2 separate regions of the Homo sapiens genome follow, and region 2 is linked to region 1. A link is a contact called in ENCODE POLR2A ChIA-PET data. All regions are on one chromosome and are shown on one strand. Each heading gives the region's core, a stretch centred on a gene start or an enhancer-like site at or near the end of the contact. The rest is flanking DNA. Distances are from core to core; before and after follow the strand shown. Region 1 overlaps TANGO6 (transport and golgi organization 6 homolog). Region 2 holds the start of TMED6 (transmembrane p24 trafficking protein 6).

Region 1 (5,644 bases), core at 2,183-4,682:
GTCCTGGCCCTCACAGAGGTCACAGTCTTCACTGACAAACCATCACTTCTTTAGCACCCACCATTTGCAATTCCTTGTGCTTGGATCTTTGTTTTTGTTGTTGTTTTGAGATGGAGTCTCGCTCTTGTCGCCCAGGCTGGAGTGCGGTGACGCCATCTTGGCTCACTGCAACCTCCGCCTCCCAGATTCAAGCAATTCTTCTGCCTCAGCCTCCCGTGTAGCTGGGATTACAGGTGCCCGCCACCACGCCCAGGTAATTTTTTTCCTATTTTTAGTAGAGAAGGGGTTTTGCCATGTTGGCCAGGCTGGTCTCGAACTCCTGACCTCAGGTGATCCACCCGCCTCAGCCTGCCACAGTGCTGGGATTACAGGCATGAGCCACCGTACCCAGCCATGTTTTTGGATCTTTAGATACATTAATTCTTATTGCAACCTTCAGGAGGCAAACTTATTCCCATTTTATAGACGAGATCACTGGGGTTCCTAGAAGTGAAGTAGTTTGTTCAAGATTCCCTAGCTAATAATTGGGAGCTCTAGGGTCCACTTCACTCAGTTTGCCTGCCTCCTGACCATTAGGCTTAATTCTGTGTGTCTGCCTCCCCAACAGGGTGTGAGCTCCTGGGTGTGGGAGCCATTCAGCAGAATACTTAGCCTAGTCTCCTGCACACAATGTGGGAAATTTTGCTGAGTTGTTCTCTACTGACAATTCTTGACTCTCTGCCCCGTAATAGTCTCATCTGTTCCCTCTCACATCTCTTAGCCACAAAATCACATCTTGGGCAAGATGAAGGTGCTTAGAAGTTGGACTGTTGCTTTCTGACAGATTCATACCACACCTAATGCTTATTCCAACATGTTTTTAAACAGAACTAGTCGGATTCTGGAGTCTTCTCTTCTGGACCTCAATCTAGAGAATCTTTTTTTCTGCCAGGACAATCTCCAGCCACCAGCTCCAGTTCACCTCTTTCCCCTGTCTTCACCTGTCTTATTATTTCGGTGTATAACTTGCGTGTTATTCCTCTGTTTTTGTCTTTGTGCCTCTTATTTATTTCTCAACCACAAAGGGAGTCACAATTGGTGGTTGATAGGATTGTGTGGAATGTAGCCTTCTTTCTTTTTGATCTTTGTTTGCTTCATCTCTTGTTTCTATAGAATATTGAATTTCTAAATACAACTGTTACAAGGAAAGGGGTCTCCATTCCAGACCCCAAGAAAGGGATCTTGGATCTCGCGCAAGAAAGAATTCAGGGCGAGTCCACATTGCAAAGTAAAAGCAAGTTTATTAAGAAAATAAAGTAGTGGGCCAGGCACGGTGGCTCATGCCTGTAATCCCAGCACTTTGGGAGGCCGAGGCGGGCAGATCACATGAGGTCAGGAGTTCAAGACCAGCCTGACCAACATTGCAAAACCCTGTCTGTACTAAAAAAAAAAAAAAAAAAAAGCTAGGTGTGGCATGTGCCTGTAATCCCAGCTACTCAGGAGGCTGAGGCAGGAGAATCACTTGAACCCAGGAAGCGGAGGTTGCAGTGAGCCGAGATCGTGCCACTGCACTCCAGCCTCGGCGATAGAGCGAGACTCCTTCTCAAAAAAAAAGAAAAAGAAAAGAAAAGAAAGTAGTGAAAGAATAGCTACTCCATAGACAGAGTAGGGCATTCCTGAAAGTAAGAGGAGGAACACGTCCACCCTAGGTACAATGCTTATATATATAGGATAGAAAAAGATCTTGGGGCCAGGCGCAGTGGCTCACGCCTGTAATCCCAGCACTTTGGGAGGCCGAAGCGGGGGGATCACCTGAGGTCAGAAGTTTAAGACCAGCCTGGCCAACATGGTGAAACCCCGTCCCTAATAAAAATACAAAAATTAGCCAGGCATGGAAGTGCTTGTCTGTAATCCCAGCTACTTGAGAGGCTGAGGCAGGAGAATCACTTGAACCTGGGAGGCAGAGGTTGCAGTGAGCCAAGATCACACCACTACACTCCAGCCCGGGTGACAGAGGGAGACTCCATCTCAAAAAAAAAAAAAACAAAAAAACACACACAAAAGATCTTGGGGAGATGTGCTCTGCTACAAGGGTTTGTGATAAATGATTAATTTTCTTAATTGCTATAGTTTGCAAGAATCAATATTATTATTATTATTATTATTATTATTATTATTATTATTTTCTGAGACGGAATTTCGCTCTGGTTGCCCATGCTGGAATGTAATGGGGTGGTCTTGGCTCACTGCAACCTCTGTCTCCCAGATTCAGGCAATCCTCCTGCCTCAGCCTCCCAAGTAACTGGGATTACAGGTACCCACCACCATGCCCAGCTAATTTTTGTACTCTTAGTAGAGACGGGGTTTCACCATGTTGGCCAGGCTGGCCTCAAACTCCTGACCTCAGGTGATCCACCCACCTCTGGCCTCCCAAAGTGTGATTACAGGTGTGAGCCACCATAAAATTAGGAATGCCTTTGTTAAAGCAAAATTTAGGAATGCCTTTGTTCCCAGATACTGGGATATCTGGACACTTCCAAGTCTGAGTCTGTTTGGTAAACATTATCAATCTATTCCCTTAACCATAAACACCTAGAAGTTAGGAATGCCTAACTTCTGGAAATGCAGCCCAGCAAGTCTCAGCCTCATTTTCCAGCCCTCACTCAAAATGCAGTCACTCTGGTTTTAACGCCTCTGACACAATGAGTGTATGCTAGCATTTAACGTTTTTGTCCTTTTATATTTAGCAACTCATTTTCCTATTAAGAAGTTATAGATGGAAAAACCTCTGCTAGATCACCGTGTCCAGAGTCCTTTTTCTGTAAATGTCTTATTTTTGACCATTCATGTTGTGTTTTGTTGATCTCACACAATAAGAACAGAATAGCCATTTCATTCACCAAGTTCCAGTAGTAAAAAACACCTTGAAATGTAAATGACCTTTAAAATATTAAAATAATTTTTAAGTGTAAATGAATCTACTCATTACCGTCTTTACTCATGGAGCTTGTGTTAGAGAGGTAGTCTAACTAGAGCCTTTTTTCTTCCTCTATTTTCATATATTCTGGATTGTGGTAATATGGTTTTTATAATCAAACAAATCAATTTAGGAAGTAAAGAGAAGAAAGATATTTGCCATTTATTTCTTCTTTTGATCTTAAAGATACAACCACTCCGCAAATGTTCCAGGTCAAGCTCATTGAAAGAGTCAAACACTGTCTTCCTGCTTTTCCATTGAATGTGCACCTGTGTGCCCAAGGCAGTCTTTTACTCACACCTTCCCTTTTCAGTTTGCCAAGCCTCTTCTGGTCCTTTCTGAGCCACGTCTAACCCTAAAGACTGCCCTTGTCCCTGAAGCTTCAGCTTTGTGTGTTTCAGGCCAACTGGCGCCTGGAAAGAGGGAGGGTGAAGAGAGAGGGAGACCGTGTGTGTGTGTGTGTGTGTGTGTGTGTGTGTGTGTGTGTGTAGAGAGAGGGAGACCGTGTGTGTGTGTGTGTATGTGTGAAGAGAGAGGGAGACCGTGTGTGTGTGTGTGTGTGTGTGTGTGTGTGTCACATGCGCTCTCTAAATTCTTTTGATAAAGAATCTGAACGCCACTCCCTTCCAAAGAGTTTTCAGACCAGGAGTCTGGGTACTTCTTTAAGATATCCTTGGCCTAAGCTTCTCAGATGGTGAAAGTGTTTGTTTCAACCACTGACTGCAAGCAGCTAAACTAGCTTTCCTGTGAATGAGACGCACCCAGCCTACTCACAGCCATACCCACTCCACCTTGCCCTGGAGTCCTTGGGCCTGATACAGTTGGGGGATGAACAGCAGGTGTGCTGAACTCATAATGAGAGGTTTCCGCTGTGGGATTGCCTATATCCTGCCCCCGACAGAGGCTCCTGTAACTTTACCTTTGAACTCTCCTTGTATTCAGCCCCTGATCCATGGGATTTGGTGACAATCCCTGGCTGGCAGGAAGCTTTGATCCTTGGGGAGTCCAGAGGAAGTCCTATGATGTGTGGGATCCCTAGAGTCACAGGGATTGGGAAGAAGCTCTATACCAGGATGGGTTGCTAAGATAGACCCATTAATTAAGCAGGAGGCTTTGCTTAACACTCAGTTACTAAAAACAGAGATCCGGTAACTGATAACAGGGAGCTCAGCACCCCTCAAGTGTGGAGTGGGTTTTGCACAGGCAGTATTGTTATTTTAAGGACACAGAAGTGCCCAGGGGGAAATTCCTACCCACACGGAGAAAGAGCAGAATACCTGTGAGTATCCCTTTTTAACAAGTAAAAGCTGACTTTACTTTGAATGTTAGGAGGCTCTAGCAAAAAAATCTCAAAGATATTTCTAAGTGAAAGATTCCTCTAAAAGGAAAAAAAAAAAAAAGATGACCTTGTAACAAACACTGGAGGATGGGGCACAGGAAGCCAGGAGAGCAGCCTGGGTGACAGAGTGAGACCTTCTTTAAAAAAAAAAAAAAAGTGGAAGCTCTAGAATTTCTATATATAGAGATGCTTTGGGCTATAATCCATTGGAGAGAGTGTTGGGAGATTTGTCTTTAGGCTGTACCTGCATAGCAAGCATGCTGGTTTTGCTTGGAAACTGCCTTCTTTTTGTGATGGCCTGGGAGCTGGAACTTACTAAAGTTCCCCCAAGCCATTTCCTTGGTGCCACCCACTGGCTGGGAATAAATGTCAGAGTGAAGGCACTTTCACAGAGCAGGTACAGGTTCCTCTTCCTCCACCCACCTCCAAAGGCGGAAATGACTTCCTTTGCTTCCAGAGAATTGCCTGCGTTTCTCTCTTAGAACGGAGATCACTCCATGTGGGGTGTGTGTACTGCCTCCCCACAGGGCTGTAGCTGCCACCTGGGAGGGTTCGTGCCTTATTCATCTTTTTTATCGCCAGCACAGTGCCTGGGCATGACAGAGGCCCATAGTACTGATTATTGAATGAGTGAGTAATCATGAGGCAATAGCGGTGGAGAGTCATCCTCTGCCGGGAATTAGCTCATTTTCATGCGGCCAGCCTCAGGAAAAATAAGACTTCCTTGCCCAAAGACAGGTTAGAAAGGGCACTCGAAGCCAGGCCTGGTGGCTCACGCCTGTAATCCCAGCATTTTGGGAGGCCGAGGCCGGCAGATCACAAGGTCAGGTGTTTGAGACCAGCCTGGCCAATATGGTGAAACCCAGTCTCTACTAAAAATACAAAAATTAGCTCGGCATGGTGGCGGGCGCCTGTAATCCCAGCAATATGGGAGGCTGAGGCAGGAGAATCGCTTGAACCCAGGAGGCAGAGGTTGCAGTGAGCCGAGATCATGCCATTCACTGCTCTCCAGCCTGGGGGGCACAGAGCAAGACTCCATCTTAAAAAAAAAAAAAAAAGGCACTCGGGTGAGGCCACAGAGTCAGGCCCCCGACCTAGGAGACCTGACTGTGGCTCAGAAGCTCCCTGAGAAAGCCCAGGAGGTAACTGCCCAGCAGGGACCAGGCAGCATCTTCCTGAGGTTTGCTCACAGGACTCAGGTGCTTCACGTGGTGACACTGGGCTAGGAGCATTGAGGGTTGTTTGCAGGCTGACCGTATAATATGTGGGTCCCAGTGCAGATTAAAATGCAGGGCTCCTTGCTAGGGAAAACAAATAACAACAACAAGAAGAAAGTACCATTAGTGCTG
Region 2 (5,644 bases), core at 1,907-4,406, 280 kb after region 1:
TTTTTTAGACGAGTCTCGCTCTGTTGCCCAGACCGGAGTGCAATGGCGCGCTCTCGGCCCACTGCAGTCTCTGCCTCCAGGTTCAAGCAATTCTCTTGCCTCAGCCTCCCAGGTAGCTGGGATTACAGGCGCCTGCCACCACACCCAGCTAATTTTTGTATTTTTAGTAGAGACGGGGTTTCACCATATTGGTCAGGCTGGTCGCAAACTCCTGACCTCAGGTGATCCGCCCACCTTGGCCTCCCAAAGTGCTGAGATTACAGGTGTGAGCCACCACGCCCAGCCTGTTCAAGATCTTTTAACACTGATACACATGCTGTGCTTCATAGTGAAGGACTGTCTGATGCCCCTGTTGAGAAAATGTCTTTTTTAGTGCAGCTGGCTATTAAAGAGGGCAGTTAAGACACTGCTGCTCTCCAAAGTGGGACAGGCTTGACCTGGCTGGAGGAGTGCTTTGCTGTGGAGTGTGGATATCTCACATGGATATCATGCATTTTCTTTTGTTCTGAATCTGCTTTTAGTAACTGACTCAAATATTCTGATGACTGGAAAGACATGCTTCCCTGTAATCCATTTGTTAATTGGAATTCTGTATTATAAATGGGTCTCTGTTTTTTGGTCACTTTCCCAGAATCTGATTAACTGGAGATGATGAGATAAAATTGAGCGGCTGAACCCTAGACTTAGAATGCTCACCTGGAGTGTTGCCCCCAAATCGTCAGTAGACTGCCACTTGGCATCCTTGGAGGTCAGCAGCCTCCAGGAACACTGGTTTTTGGTGTTAAAGGCTGAATTTTTTTCCTACTGTTAAAACATCTCTGTATACTTCCTCATTATTTCTGTAATTTCATAGGACCCTATGATTATTATAATAGCCATGGTAATGAAAACAGACCTGTCTCTTGGGTAGAGAAGTTAATCTGGCCCCGAACACCCTGGGAGGTGTCTATGAGAAATCCCTGTGGGTTATGTGCCGTGGCAGCAACATGCCGGTCATGTGACATCCCCACTGTCCGCTGAACCTGCCAAGACACATTAAATAGGTAGCAGAACCCCTGCTACATCACGAGGAAGCCAGCTGAGTGGTAAGATTGACGTCCCACGGTCATCAGCACAGCGGTCTCTGTCTGGGGTGGGACTGCCCAACCCCCTGCTGGGGTTTGGAGTTGATTGGAGGATTCTGAGGTATCACAGTGATGGTGTTAAGGGGAGGCAGCACAGCATTGCTGAACGTCTGCAATGTAAGAAACAGTACAGCAGGACAAAGAACTGCCCAGAATGCCAACAGCACCCGTGTGAAGAAGACATGCCTTGCTCGGAACACACAGCTAGTGTGGATCCACTAAAATGTATGATTCTGGGCCGGGCGCGGTGGCTCACGCCTGTAATCCCAGCACTTTGGGAGGCCGAGGTGGGCAGATTACAAGGTCAGGAGTTCGAGACCAGCCTGGCTAACATGGTGAAACCCTGTCTCTACTTAAAAAATACAAAAATTAGCCTGGCATGGTGGCGTGCGCCTATAATCCCAGCTACTTTGGAGGCTGAGGCAGGAGAATTGCTTGAACCCGGGAGGCAGGGATTGCAGTGACTCGAGATCATGCCACTGCACTCCAGCCTGAGCGACAGAGCAACACTCTGTCAAAAAAAAAAAAAAAAAAGTACGATTCTGGCTGTAGAATTTTTTATTTTTTTTGAGACGGAGTCTTGCTCTGTCACCCAGGCTGGAGTGCAGTGATCTTGGCTCACTGCAACCTCCACCTCCCAGGTTCAAGCGATTCTCCTGCCTCAGCCACCCAAGTAGCTGGGATTACAGGCACATGCCACCAAGCCCGGCTAATTTTTGTATTTTTAGTAGAGATGCGTTTTCACCATATTGGCCAAGGTGGTCTCGAACTCCTGACCTCAGGTGATCCGCCTGCCTCAGCCTCCCAAAGTGCTGGGATGACAGATGTGAGCCACCGCACCCGGCCTGGCTGTAGAGTTCTTGAATGAACTTGCTTGGTGGTTGAGCTCCCCAATGATGTCCCAGATTTGGGCATTTGCTGCTTGGCAGTGCACACCTACAACAAGCACTCCATGGACACTTGCTCCCAAGCTAGATCTTGATTAGGCCAGGCCACAGTGAGCTTAGTAGTGGCTGCTGTTCTAATAGAAATTCAGAGGTAAGAAAAGTCTCTGATAAGTTTATTTAAAATAAATGTTGTTACAGTGGAGTAAGATCAACAAAGTCTATTACTATGTAAACAAAAATTAGAAAGTTAACCGATTTCTAAGATAAAGAACAAAGGAAATGAACAGCCTCTAACTTTCATACTGAGTTCACCATCCTTGGACAGCATGATATAAGACCATAGTATGGGTAAAAGTACTTGACCTTTGAATAAGTAACTTGAAAACACTTACCGTCCTAAAAAAAAAAAATAGGATTAACTGGCCGAATACAAAAAACTTGACCTAGTGAATCTCTGACTTGCCAGAATTGCTCCTAAAGGCAGCAGAACCTTTACTCCCCCACCCCATAAGCTGAAGCAGCCTTCTTTGAAATCTCTGGATCAGTCTCCAAAGCACCATTATCCAATTTTGTTTTAATATATTAAAAATGTATTCTCTCCCCTCTCATCCCCAAATCCGAGTACATGTAATGATTACCTCTTCAGGGAGAGGCACCCCGTCTGCCCCATGGCTTTGAGCATGGCCCCTGATGTAAGAAGCCAAACCATATGTTTTAGCTCCTGTTGGTGATTATTCACCCAGCTGGAGTTTCCCTCTAACTGCAGGTCCATTTCATTAACAGGTGGGGAATCACAGCATAATAAAGACAACCAGACCTTGTTTTGGCCTAAAACCTGACCCACTTTATGAGTAAAGGAGAAAAAAAAAAGCCCCCCAGTATGGCCAGTCACCCACATACCTCGTAACTGAAATAGAAGTATCCAGTCTGGTGGGCAAATTGCCAAAAGCATTCCGTGCCTCCTGGAGGTATCATGATGGCAAAGTCATATCGATCAGCTCCACGGAAGAGTGGCTGGTCCCCAGAGCCACTTAGAGGTTCTGTCTTCTGGCTCCTGGCAGACGTCACTAGATTCAGAACGACCAGCCCAGCCCCAAAGAGCAAAGGGGACATGCCGCTTTCTGGAGCCTCCTCTGCAGGTGAACTGCTCGCAGCCCAGGGAAATCAAGTCGTTCAGACAACCGCTGGGCTAATGATTAACTCCACAAGTCACATTACGGCCCATTTCAGGGCCACACATAGATATTCATCATAGAACTGCCATGATACTCCCATGTTTGGCTCGCAGGAGGAAATTTTGCTTTCACCTCAAAAACTCAGTGGCTTACCAAACCTACTTCATGGGTGCTACATAGAATCTACCACCTCAGAAGAGGTCTTTCCACCCTTCATTAGGGCTGTCATTTTTTAGTTCCTGCTTCTTGGGGATATAATAGTGGGTAAGTTTACAACTTCTGAATACACTGACAAAAAGTTGGCTGGGGGGATTGTTCTCTTACATCAAATTGCTCCTATAAACACATGGGGCAACACTTCTCTCTCCCCAATGCTGCAGCTCAGAGCAAATCACAGCATGTGTGTGCAAAGATGTAAATGGATGAATACAGTGCCAGAGGATGGTGCTTAGACCCCTCCACTGACAGTCCTCGTCCTGATGCCTTTCACCTAACGGTCACCTAAAGCTATCCAAACCCACTGAAAGACAATTATATTATCCAAAGCCTCAATCTTTTTTTTTTTTTTTTTTTTTTTTTCTGAGATGGAGCGTAGCTTTGTCACCCAGGCTGGAGTGCAGTGGCACGATCTCTGCTCGCTGCAACCTCCACCTCCCCGGTTCAAGCGATTCTCCTGCCTCAGCCTCCTGAGTAGCTGGAATTACAGGTGCCTGCCACCATGCCCGGCTAATTTTTGAATTTTTAGTAGAGACAGGGTTTTACTATGTTGGCCAGGCTGGTCTCGAACTCCTGACCTCAAGTAATCCACCCGCCTCGGCCTCCCAGAATGCTGGGATTACAGGCATGAGCCACCACGCCCAGCCTTGATCTTTCTTTTATTCAGGACTTCTTCAGCACCCATGGGGGAAAAAACTATCCAGAACCCACTTAAAGACAATTATATTATTCACATCCTTAATCTTTATTCTTTTATTCATGATTTCAACACCCACCTCCTTCATGGCAGGCACTGAGCTAAGATTTACCTGCATCTTATTTTATTCTCACAATAGCCCTGCAAGGGAGGTATTGTGAGCTCTGGCATTAGAGATGAGGACACAGACATTCAGAGATTCCAGTGGTGGCTCACGCTCCCACAAGCACACCTGGCAGAGCTGGGTCCCCGGTGGGGGCTCATGCTCTTAACCACCAGGCAGGACAGTGTTTCTCATTCTCAAGCTGTCAGTCTCTGAGTTCTGACACTGCCTAACCATTTTTCAGTCCTAATCTTTTTTTTTTTTTTTTTTTTTTGCTTCCTTGAGATGGTATCACTCTGTCTTCCAGGCTGGAGTGCAGTGGCACAAACATAGCTCACTGCAGCCTCACCCCCTTGGGCTCAAACGATCCTCCCACCTCAGCCTCCCAAGTAGCTGGACCCACAGGAGTGCACCACCACACCTGGCTGATTTTTGTATTGTTTGTAGAGATGAGGTTTTGCCATGTTGCCTAGGCTGGTCTCAAACTCCTGGGCTCAAGTGATCCCCATGCTTTGGCCTCCTGAAGTGCTAGGATTACAGGTGTGAGCCACCGTGCCTAGCCTTAGTCATAATCTTAAAAAACAAAAAACAAAACAGCATTAACACCTTCCAGCAATTATTTGCATTGACTCAAAGTGTCACAAGCTAAGTAGGCAGAAAACAGACTCTATACATGGGGTTCAGTTCTAGCAAAGGCCAAATGACAGCACAGCACTCTGGGAGCACAGTGGCTCTATGGCAGTCTTGCTCAAGTGACAGAAGAGTCTGGGAACTTCTATCAGCACACGTGGCACAGGCATCCCCCACCCGAGTCCCACCACCGTCGCAGTCCTAGCACTGGTCATGCCATAAGCAGTGACTTGGTTTCGGCGAAACAATCGTCAGTTCATAGTAAGTTTTATAGTTCTACAGAAGCTGTAAGCATAGTTTTATCTTTGCACACATTTCAATAACTATAATAAAAACAACACTGAATTATGTGAAAAAATATTAATGAACATAGGCATTCTCAAGTTTAAGAAACACTGATGCCGGGTGTGGTGGCTCACGCCTGTAATCCCAGCACTTTGGGAGGCTGAGGTGGGCGGATCACGAGGTCAGGAGATCGAGACCATCCTGGCTAACACGGTGAAACCCCATCTCTACGAAAAATACAAAAAATTAGCCAGGTGTGGTGGCGGGTGCCTGTAGTCCCAGCTACTCAGGAGGCTGAGGCAGGAGAATGGTGTGAACCCAGAGGCAGAGCTTGCAGTGAGCTGAGATAGCACCACTGCACTCCAGCCTGGGTGACAGAGTGAGACTCCATTTCATAAATAAATAAATAAATAAATAAATAAATAAATAAATAAATAAAAAGAAACACTGATTAGGATATTTTGTTTCCCTAAATGCATCAGTTTCACTCCTCTACCTGGAGAGCACCATTGACTCACATGAGAGTT

Evidence for each region. ChIA-PET counts read pairs that join two places held with the same protein, here RNA polymerase II (POLR2A).
Region 2: POLR2A ChIA-PET joins it to region 1 with 14 read pairs in WTC11. The contact joins the promoter of TMED6 here to the enhancer-like site in region 1. POLR2A ChIA-PET finds 5 or more read pairs at or near these places in 3 of 52 experiments (CD4-positive, alpha-beta T cell and WTC11).

What each region holds. Positions count from the first base shown.
Region 1 is chr16:69,068,624-69,074,267 of GRCh38, forward strand. All of the region lies in intron 17 of TANGO6 (transport and golgi organization 6 homolog), which reads left to right. Among named protein-coding and RNA genes, the nearest start is that of HAS3, 34 kb to the right of the region's middle. RefSeq lists enhancers at 3,035-3,754, 3,755-4,472, 4,473-5,191, 5,192-5,644. Within about 2 kb of position 3,433, at least 8 of the 41 ENCODE cell types and tissues checked have a DNase peak (open chromatin) inside an H3K27ac peak, as active enhancers do.
Region 2 is chr16:69,348,630-69,354,273 of GRCh38, forward strand. TMED6 (transmembrane p24 trafficking protein 6) reads right to left here and starts at 3,157. Exons shown (of 4, transcript NM_144676.4): 1 at 2,912-3,157; 2 at 896-1,022. The coding sequence starts at 3,124.